Linked DNA regions of Homo sapiens: region 1 is linked to region 2. The links are chromatin loops, found by intact Hi-C in ENCODE. Cell type or tissue: chondrocyte. All regions are shown on one strand. Each heading gives the region's core, and the rest is flanking DNA. Links, peaks and the distances in the headings are about the cores only. Region 1 overlaps UACA (uveal autoantigen with coiled-coil domains and ankyrin repeats). Region 2 holds the start of LARP6 (La ribonucleoprotein 6, translational regulator).

Region 1 (5,376 bases), core at 64-5,063, 150 kb after region 2:
TCTCTCTGAATCTGCTGTGATTTTGTGGGCTGCCTGATTTCTGAATGGTTCATTGCTCAATTAAACAACTTTAAATTTAATTCAGCTGAAGTTTTTCTTTTAAGAGTAACTCTGACCCAGGAGCAGGAGCACCTGTGACTCTCGCCAGTGCCTACCATTTTTGGGCATAAACATCTACCATGCATGGTGCTGAGATCATTCATATCTATTAGCTATTTGATTTTACACATATAGGTTCTCTATTGTTATCCTTGCTTTGTAGTTGAGAGCACTGGTGCCTAGAAAGTATAAATAAATTATCCTACTAGTATACATACAGCAGGTAGACTTTTGAGTCAGGCAAAATTCTGAAGAACATGTGTTTTAACTAAAGTGCTTTTTGAGGAGTCCAGTGGATTTGTAGGCTGGTAAAGAAAGACTTGCGGTGTGGGATGTGCAGGAGTATGTGTGAAGAAGGATCTTTTATCGACCATGAGCAGTAGGATCTGTTTGCTCAGTTGCAATCAGCTGAACCACTCATGGGCTAACTGCCCTCATCTCAGGTCAATAGATACTTGTTATCTGAATGTGGATAGTTTACTGGGGAACAATGTTGCTGGTAAATGTGTGTTACAGATCTAGCCTATTTAACAATTTAGTCCAAGAGGAAAGAGGATTCATGAAGCAGATGTGGATTCTGGTTCTTAAGATGGGTGAGAATCTAGTGACTGACTACCAAGTTACTTATTGAAAAATTAGTTTTATAGTTTCAAACCAGACACAGAAGAAACCTTAGATATAGTCAAATTAGAGGGGAGCTGAGGAGACAGGCAGTAAGCTAATAAACAGATAAACATCTGATGTAATGGCAGATACTGATGAGCTCCCTGCAGAAAAGTAAAACGGTGCAAGGATAAAGAGTGGTGGGGTAGAGTGGGACACGGGGCCGTTTAGATGTAGAGGTCTGAGAAGCCCTCTCTGAGGAAGTGACATTGGAGAAGAACCTGAAAGTAGGGGAGGGAAGAACCTTATAGGTACAGGGGACAGCAAAGGTGGGAATTTGCGTAGGGCTCTTGGGAAATAGCTATGAAGGAAGGTGTGAAAGCAGGCACAGAAGATTAAGCCACAGAGGCTGGGGAGGTGGCAGGCAGCTCAGGACATCCATAATACTAGGACACACAATCCTATCTCCTGAACATGGGCCGCTCCTTATATGGCTTTAGTTATTTGTTACTGTTTTCCCTCTTCCTTCGCCTTTGCTGTCCTATTTCTAGAAAGAATGTGCTTGCTTTGTTACCCAAAGGACAAGGTCTGAGTTCTAACAAAGATTTCCTCAAAGAATGGTGACACAGACTGGGCGGAGTCTCTGGGTTTAGCCAAATGAATCCATTGTGATATCTCGTGGTTTGGGGGAAAAAACAATCATTGTTTCAAAAATGAGATATGGTATATGACCCTTATATATTTTATAATTAGAATATGGGCCTAATGTTGTAAATTTAGTAGGAAACAGATTTCTTGTGGAAGTACATAGCAGAATTTTTAACTGGCAGCATGATCTATAATATAGCAGCTACTTCCTTCCTGTAAACACTTGTGTTGGAATGTTTTGCATTCCCATGAAACAATTTTCACAAATGTGTCTTTTTAGAGGAAGTGTAAATTATTCTCATGCTATTGTGGTAATGAGAACATGGTTAAAAAACAACAACAACAGCCACCACAAAAAAACCACCCTGAATTTGCACCGGCCTTGGTAATGTAAGAAATGTTGATACAAGTATGCTATCGTAGAGAATGCAGAGAAGTTATCTGCTTTGTCCCCAAATGGAGATTTTTTTAATAGTCTAGCTCGTTGTCTAATGTGTATTTGCCTCCTTTAGTGTTTAACCAGTTTTTTTTTTCATCCAGTGAATCCAGGTAATTTGACTTTTCACTGATAAAATATTTACTTGTTATATTAGGCAGGGTGCTAAACTTGGAAACTAAAAGTACAGAGTTAAATTTAAAATTTGTTGAAAAGTATGCATCACTATGTATTCTATTTAATGTTTTGGCAGTGCCTCTGGCTCTTCTCATTTAACATGCTAGGAGACAGACTGGCAGCAGTTGTAAGCTGAAACCTGGTTGTATGCAGAGAGACTGATAGGGGTACAAAATAAAATGGAGAAAATTTGAAAGTGTTACTGTGTGTGCGTTTCCTTAAATTAAAATGTGACACGTTTGCTTAAAATAGAATTTTATATTCTGTTTGTCAGGGCTATTATAACTTCATGTTAGATGATCCTAAGACTGAAACTGGTTTTAAATATTGTTCTGTGGAATAACCAAATTTGTCTCTTAAAATGTTGTCATTATGTCACACAATTGGTTTTTATATAATAAGCATGTTTTACAATATGTTTGAGTCATTTTCCCCAGTAGACCTGAAATTTATTACTCAGAGGAAAAGCATGCATTTACAATATATTCTTAGCTGCTCCTTTCTATCATTCAGCTGTCAAGTCCTATGGAATCTAAAGTAGAACTCAACCAATGGGAGACAGGCTCCACGCTGTTTACCGGACAATTCGGATGTGGACAGTTTTATCATGCACTGCAGCGTCTGTGTTGCAGTGTTGAGGCAGCAGGATGCAGAGTGCTGTTCAAGTTTTCCAGTGGGGTCCCTCAAAGGGACAACTTTGAAAGATAGCTAGCTTCCAAAGAATAAGAAATAGATAGAGTTACTGTACCTGACTTGGGGCTGCTCTTAATCAAGTTCTGCATTGCAAGGAAGATAATATTCGAGCGTTATGAAGGCGGAGAAGGATCCTGAAGACGAAGAAAATATCGTTAGAGATCCAAGCTAAGTGTAGCACAGCATGTGAGGGACTGAGTCACTTGTCAGGAGTTTGTCTGAGAGTTTGCTTTGTGAGCTTACAGAGATTTGTAACTTAATGCAAAGTAGTTTGCCATTAGCAACAAGAAACTAAATCCTGTCTATGATGAACTGTTGGTTTTCTTGTACTCCTAAGAACAGAGTAGGTATCCCAGTAGTCTAGTGTAACAAAAGATTCTTGGTTAGACTTTCTGAACTGTGTTCTTTTAAAATGCACTACTGTTTTATTAATTTGGTTTGCTTTATTGTTTTCTTCTTGATTAAGTTGATTAGCAGATTGGGGTTAGTAATAGTAAACAAAAGTTCTTTCTTTCTCTGGGTTTAAAAAGCACATGATAAAATCTTAATAATTGTACAGTGTTACTGTTAACTGACAGTGAATCAGAGCTGAAAATGGTGCTTGGTGTAGAACTGAAAATCATATGATAATGTGAGACTTTAATCACATTTAATTATCTTTAAAGAAAGCCTTATTTTTGGATTTTTACAACTTTGTGGTGATTTAAATGGCTCTTTTTTCCACCAGCAAGTTTACTTGGAAATAAACTGGAGATTGTTTTAATTGTAAGGATAGACTAATCAAATCTAGAACAAGCATTTGTGTGTTAAACATGATTTAATCCTTTAGGCATTTGAAAACACAATGTCTTGTAAGCTTATGTCCACGACCACTCCCCAAATTAGAGTCAGTAAACTGTTTTGTTTTTGTTTTAAAGCTTAAGAAAGGTGATGCGTAAAATGTAGCTTAGACTTGGAGCCCATAGGTAGGGTTATTCTGTACTCATAGTTGGCAGTTTAAACTTTTGAAGTTAGGAGGAAGTAGGTTCATCACCAAATTTAAGTAATTTAGAGACAATTCTGAAATCTGTGTAGGTACTTGAACCAGGTTCCATTAAAATATTAAATTTCAGAAGTGAGTTAAAATTTTAATGTATTTGTCTTTTTTTCATATTCAGTTTTCATATTCATTTTCTACATCAAGTATTTAATTTTACATTACTTGTTTAACAAGAAAGTTAGTGATGGTGATTTTTTTTAACTTTTCTTTTTTGGTTTATAGGGAATAGTAGATATAAAATTATATTGATCAAACATGTAGAGGATATACAGGTGATTCAGTTTTTTTCTCAGATTTGTTAGGGTATTTGTGGCCATAGGATTCATTTTGTAAGTTAAGTGAAAAATATCCAGATCTTTTTTTGTTCTAGAAATAATACTGGATTTAGCACAGAATTTACTAGTAAATTGGTATAATATTTTAAAAGGCTAAAATCTCACCTGTTTAAGTAACATGTATTTTAGTTCTATCTTCTGACATTTATGCTTATTGAGAAAAGATCTAGGTTATTGGCTTCAGAATACCTTGAATGTATTTTCTCTAAAGTTAGAGGTAACCTTGATACGATTAAAATGTATGTTATATGAGACATCCTTCTTAAAACCCCCACCTTTAATCTAAATACACATACACAGAATTTTTATTAAAATAAAAAACATTTTTTATAAAAACAATACATGTGGAATGTAAAAAGGGAGAAAATGAAAGTAACTTGTAATCTTAATATTTTTAGATGTTAAGCAGTTAATACTTTAGAGTCTGTCATTTTTAGTTTTTTCTATGTAAAAGTTTTATTTTATTCTAATATATAAACATAATGAATTGCTTTCTGTATAGAATGTGTGTGTGTGTGTGTGTGTGTATATATATATATATATACAATTTGCCTCCATAAATATATTTCCAACAGTACTTTTTAAATAAATGTCTGTGTTGGGGGGGGGTAGTTTCTTAAAATGTATGTAGAATTCCACTGCATCTAAGAGTCCTAGGAGCTATGTAACCAGAGCCAAATCTAAAAGTGTGATTTGAAATCTGAAAGGGTATGGGAAAAGCACACTGATTTTGGAACTATAGAAGTCATGGTTGGGCTTTTGAACACTTAAGACATTTACTGTCTCTGGGGCCTTGGCTTTTCTTATCTGCTAAATGGAGATGATAATTTTAGTTTACTAGGGTTGATTGGGACTTTAGTGCCTGGTACAGGGTAGGTGTTCAGTAGTTATTGATTTCCTTTTTTGCCTCAAAGGCAAAGAGAACTGGACAGAGAACAAAAGAAACATGCTTTCCCTCAAAAGTATAATTTTAAATGTTTCTTGTATATCATGTGTTTTGGGAAGATTTTATAACTCTGCTCTCCTAATGAAGTTAGCACAGAAGGGAGAAGGAAATTTGGAATGCAACTGGAAAATAAGTGATGTATTATGCAGTACTGCTTTCCTTTCTCTCTTTTTTCTTTCTTTAGAAAAATCTTAACTAATGTAGTATGCCATATTTACTTTTTTTTTTCCTTTTTGTAGCATGCAGCAGATTGGAATAAATATGATGACCGATTGATGAAAGCAGCAGAAAGGGGGGATGTAGAAAAAGTGACCTCAATCCTTGCTAAAAAGGGGGTCAATCCAGGCAAACTAGATGTGGAAGGCAGATCTGTGTAAGTATTATTGATGATAAAAGCATG
Region 2 (5,376 bases), core at 212-5,211:
TCACTGCAGCCTCGACCTCCTGGGCTTAAGGGATCCTCCTGCCTCAGCCTCCCGAGTAGCTGGGACTACTCTTCTTCTCTTCAACGCTTAGCCTTGTCCCAACTTCCCAGCTTCACCACAATATCTTATTCCAAGTCCTTGGTTTCCAGCTGTAGTGCCAGGCACACTCAAAAATATTTCCAATTGATTCCAAACAACACCCTTGTATATACTGGAAAGGTCTTCTAGGGTTGAGTTTTTCCTTCAACCTAATCTCAGTCCATCCTGATGGCTTGTCAATGTGCTTCCTTTTGTTTCATCCTCAGGAGCTATGGAAAAAGCTGTTTCCCCTTGTGAGTTTACTATGAAAATGAGCTGTCAAGATTCCAGGGAAGGGAAAGATGCCAACTCCAGGCTGAGGTCATGATTTTGTTTAAAGAGGCTTTGCTAATCATCTCAGTGGTGATGCAAACTCCCTGCAATGATGTTCAAGACAGGCCTGGGTGGGACTGGCCTCCCTTCCCCTGCCACGGCTCTGGGGAGGAATAAGCTGGAAATCGAAAGGAGCCCTTTAAAAGCCCTGGTTTCTTCACCAGTGACACAAATGATGGGTATGTGGGTAGGACTAATCAAAGCAAATCAGCAAGTGTTCCTAGATGAAGGCTCCCTGCTAGACAAAATCGGGTGCAACAAAGTGGAAGAAGAGGCCCTTCCCTCTAAGCCTCACTGGGACTCACTCTCCTCATTGCAAACGTGATCGAGTTGGACTTCTCCCATGAAATACCCCTAGTGCAAATGAGGGTTTCTGTCCTCCGCTCCTCTAGGCATTATTCTAAGCCAACTACTATAAATGAGAAACTTATGTGAGTTGCCTTAAACATTCCGTGCAAGTTTTGCATTTGATTTCACAGATATTCCAAGTTGTTTTAATATATACATTGTGGCTGTTCTCTCAAATAGCTAAGTAAAATTGATACCCCAGAAAGATGCCCCATATTTATGCTATGACTTAATGGGTACCCCTAAGAGTACCCATTCTTGGGTACTCTGCCAGACTACCCATTCCCTACCAGGAGCAGCTCCGAGCTGGATGATGTCTGACATTCTTTCTAGATCCAAAATTCCTTTATGAGGAGTCAGAAATAAGTAATAACAGAAACAACATAGGCAGATATGTTTGAATGTAAGGACATATAAATTCAATTTCTTTTTTTCAAAACTCTCACCAAGTAAAACGCTTCTACAGCCCAGATTCACCCACCAACTGTCAGTTTTCAAACTGTATTTTCAGAATCTATATTTTAAGAAAAGTCCCCAGGGGACTCTTATGATCAGGCATTTGGAAACCCTGAAAAGACATGTATGAATTGTTCATAAACTATAAAACCTGAGATGAATGTGAGCCATCATTGTGGGTAAGGATAACAACCCCTGATGTCTTTGCCACACGAGATGGCTTAAATGAGATAGATAATGGGTATCACTTTGTGAAATTCAGGAACCGAAATTATCAAACTGGAAGGCATGGTGGCTGCTGCAGCTCTTTCCTTCTGAGCCTCATCACAGGTGTTTGCAGAGGATCTATAGCCCTGGAGGGAGGCACAGCTGGCTGGAAAAAGACACTGTCAGCCTCTTGCCTCTTCCTTTCCCAGTAGCTCAGATCCAGGGCTGTGAGCTGTTCTGGTGCAGAAACAGCAATAGCACCAAAGGTCTCTCTCTCTTCCTTTACTTACTTATTTTAGGACCTCTTCTATCAAAACAGAGGTCCGACAAAGAAAGGGACACAGATTCTAGTGTCCTTAAGAAGAGGGGCTGTCCTCGCTGGGCCCCTGGGTCTCTCCCCAGCCCTGCCCAGACACCCAGGACCCTATACATGGTGTTCTTTTACAAGGACACTGCCCTCCAGGAGACCTCATTTCCTAAGCCTATCCTAACTTGTCTTTCTATATCAAAACAAATGTATTGGTCCAGGGTTCTGTTGTTTTGGGGTCCCAGTGTGGCAAATTAATATGATAAATTATGTTTAAGGCTCTAAATAAAGTGCTACATGAAAGCAGATTCAGGTCTTATTCATTTCTTTTTCTTCTTTCCTTCTTTCTTTTTTTTTCTTTTTCTTTTTTTTTTTTTTGAGACGGAGTCTCGCTCTGTTGCCCAGGCTGGAGTGCAGTGGCACAATCTCGGCTCACCACAACCTCTGCTTCCCAGGTTCAAGTGATTCTCCTGCCTCAGCCTCCCGAGTAGCTGGGATTACAGGCACGTGCCACCACGTCCAGCTAATTTTTGTATTTTTTTTAGTAAAGACAGGGTTTCACCATGTTGGCCAGGATGGTCTCGATCTCTTGACCTCGTGATCCGCCCGCCTGGGCCTCCCAAAGTGCTGAGATTACAGGCTTGAGCCACTGCGCCCGGCCGGTCTTATTCATTTCTATGCTCCTGTCCCTAGTTTCTGGGTCACATTTGGAGAGGTGAGATGGAACTCAATTTGAAGTTACACGTGAAAAGGTGGCAGTGTTTTAGAACATCCTGACATTTCAATAGCTCCCTTTATTCATTCAACAAACATCTGAGTGCATACTATGTGCAGGGCATACTCTATAGGCCATCGGCTTTCGAACTTTTGTGAACTTCAGCATCACCTAGAGGCCTTGTTAAAACACAAAGTTCTGAATCATAGATTCTGATTCAGGAGGTCTGGATGAGCCCTGAGAATTCAATTTCTAACAAGTTCCCCGGTGCAGCTGATGCTCCTGGTCTGGGAACCACACTTGGAGAAAAACTGATACAGGGCAAGGCAGGAGCCAAGCCCCTGACCTCCTAAGACGCGGTCTAGGGTGGTTATTATGTCAAGGAGACTAACGATGGAAATTTTCTGATCTTGGCAGGCCAGTGGGGGAGACACGCAGGAGGCCTGGAAGCCCCTGGAGCTGTGGTCTCTGGCTGCCACCCCCGGAGTCAAGCACAAACAGAAGTCAGCTGTGCTGCGCCCATCCCTGCGGCGCCGTGAAAGAAGGCGCAGGAGGAGGGAGCCCTGACACCTCCTCTCGGGCTGGGGCCCCACAGCGGCGAAAAGACGGAGGGAGTGATCGGGGGTCGCGGGGATCCTTCCGGGACGGGCCTCCGTCGGAGGAGCTCCGGAAAGCCGCCCTCCACCTCCGAGGCCCCGCCTGCGCGGGCGCTCCACTAGCGGTCGGGGTGGTGGCGGCGGCGGCGGCGGCGGCGGCGGCGCGGGGCGGGGCGCCGCGACCCCTGTCCCTCCCCTGGGCCGAGCGGCAGGCGCGCTCGCACCGCCCCCGCCCCCTCGTCGCAGTCGCTGCCGACCGGCTGGCTGGGCCTTGCGGCGTGAGGACCCCGGCGGCGCCGCAGTCCCGCGAGCCATGGCCCAGTCCGGCGGGGAGGCTCGGCCCGGGCCCAAGACGGCGGTGCAGATCCGCGTCGCCATCCAGGAGGCCGAGGACGTGGACGAGTTGGAGGACGAGGAGGAGGGGGCGGAGACTCGGGGCGCCGGGGACCCGGCCCGGTACCTCAGCCCCGGCTGGGGCAGCGCGAGCGAGGAGGAGCCGAGCCGCGGGCACAGGTAGGCGCGGCGGCTGGCCCGGGAGGTGGGCCCCGAGGGGGCGCCGGGCCGCGCGCGAGTTCGGGGCGCTGACTGCGCGCGACAACTCCTCGGGCAGAGGGGGTTGAGTCAGCCCCGCCGCCGGGGAAGCAGCTCCGGGCCGAGCCCCTGAGTCAGAACCGGCCCGTGGAGGCAGCCGGTGCCCCAGCCCGCAGCTTCGTCGCCCAACCGAGGCTCCCAGGGCTGGCGGCCGGGATCTGAGGGGCCTGGACGTGGGGATGTTCAGGGATCCAGGAGGAGGACTTTCACGGGCCATCCAAGCCACCCCCTCCTCTGGAGGAGGCCTCTTCTCTGTGGGCTCCCTCAAGACACCACCTCCCCATCGCCGCAAAGTCCATCCCTACCCGCCTTCCCCTCCCCTTGCGAGTGGTCCCGCTTACCCTTCACTGCCATCATCGCCCTGCCTTTCCCAGTCCTGCTGGCTGCGCTCAGTCTTTAGGTGGTAGCAGGCCAGGTACAGCGGACACTTGCTGATGGGGGATTCCAGGAGGTGGGATTTCAAGGTAATTTGAGACGGATAGAGGACTTGCTGCTTTACTTCCTCCGCCCTGGGGGATTCCCATTTTCACACAGCCTTTCCCACCAGACCTTTATGTTTGCATCATCTTGCTGCCTTGCGGGGGGCGGGGGGGGGGTGTTCCTGGGTTTTGGGTAGTTTGGAGCTGCTATGGCACTTGTTTAACCTTGTCCCGGGTCCCGAGCTTTGTCCTCAGGCACCTTGGCTCCTGTCCACTAATGCCCAGGCCCTTAAGGACTGGTGTTTTGTTCCTGCTGTTGAAAGGAGATAAAACATAGACATAGACATGAGAGTGGGGAAATGACAGAACTTGCACATTCTGGTGGATGCCAACAGGCACTTATTAGGAGCTCTCTTTCTTCTAGGACCCTGTCCCAGGCGTTTAGCTGTTAAGGTTCTGCAGGATTGTCCTGGCAAGCGTATATCTACTTCACTGGGAGAATACTCAACTCAAGGGTGGAAGAATACTGGGCCCAGAGCCATTCTCTATTACTGGCTCACCCTTCCCCAGGTTAAAGGGTCAGACTTCTGGACCCAGAGATTCGGGGCAGACCAGTAGAGACAGTTGTTAGGGGAGAAAAGTCAGCCCACCAGGGTAGGGCAGGAAAGCTGGACCATAGTGTATGACAAAGTAGATAGATCAGTGCTTTATAATGCAAGGCCTGATTCGTTTAGCTCTGTGCCAAGTACCGAGAGCATAAAAATGATGAACCCTTAGTCACTGACAGCTCACAGTCTCGAGAAGGCAGTCCCCTAGTCAGACAATATCAGAGTATGTAAAATAGCCCCAAGTGGTTTATCCTTATAACTTTATTTTCCTGTGGCAGTGGCAAATAGCCATCCCTATCCTGAGGGCTAAATTTGTGAGATTGTATCATTAGCCAGGATTAAAGCTCTACTTATGTTTAAGGCCTGGAAAGATCCCCTATGGAGGTCTAGGAGAAACCAAGCCTCAGTATGGGTAGGCCTCTTGCCTGAACCCCTCTTGCTCTTCCTCCAGAACTGCCCAGCTCCCGTGGCTTGAGTCTCAGCAAGTGTTCAGTCTGAAGCCCTTCCTGCTGCCCACTGGCATAGAGTTGACCCCAGAAAATCCCTGGGGTTCTTCGGTGAGCTGACAGAGCCCAGTGGGCAGGCACCCAGAGCAGGAGGAGATGTAGCCAAGAACAGGATCCACACTATCCCCTGTTTGGACCCAGGCTCGCATGGCAGCAGCCATCACCCGATGTGAATGTTCTCAGCTCCTGGAGCCTACAGGAGAAAACCCAGA

The links. Peaks named below come from ENCODE experiments on the same cell type or tissue, not always from the same donor. Only the 100,000 strongest peaks of a DNase experiment are listed, where the experiment ranks them.
Region 1: it touches region 2 in a loop (2.0-fold over the local background); 1 of 110 quality-filtered maps calls a loop at or near these places.

Annotation. Positions count from the first base shown.
Region 1 is chr15:70,699,500-70,704,875 of GRCh38, reverse strand. UACA (uveal autoantigen with coiled-coil domains and ankyrin repeats) reads left to right here. Exons shown (of 19, transcript NM_018003.4): 2 at 5,216-5,349. Among named protein-coding and RNA genes, the nearest start is that of UACA, 61 kb to the left of the region's middle. In chondrocyte, for the core only: no CTCF peak of the experiment used is centred there; no DNase peak of the experiment used is centred there.
Region 2 is chr15:70,852,066-70,857,441 of GRCh38, reverse strand. LARP6 (La ribonucleoprotein 6, translational regulator) reads left to right here and starts at 3,285. Exons shown (of 3, transcript NM_018357.4): 1 at 3,285-3,553. The coding sequence starts at 3,354. It also overlaps a transcript of LRRC49 not described here. RefSeq lists an enhancer at 3,395-3,896. In chondrocyte, for the core only: CTCF peaks have their summits at 2,423 and 2,622; DNase peaks (open chromatin) are centred at 3,076, 3,385 and 3,781.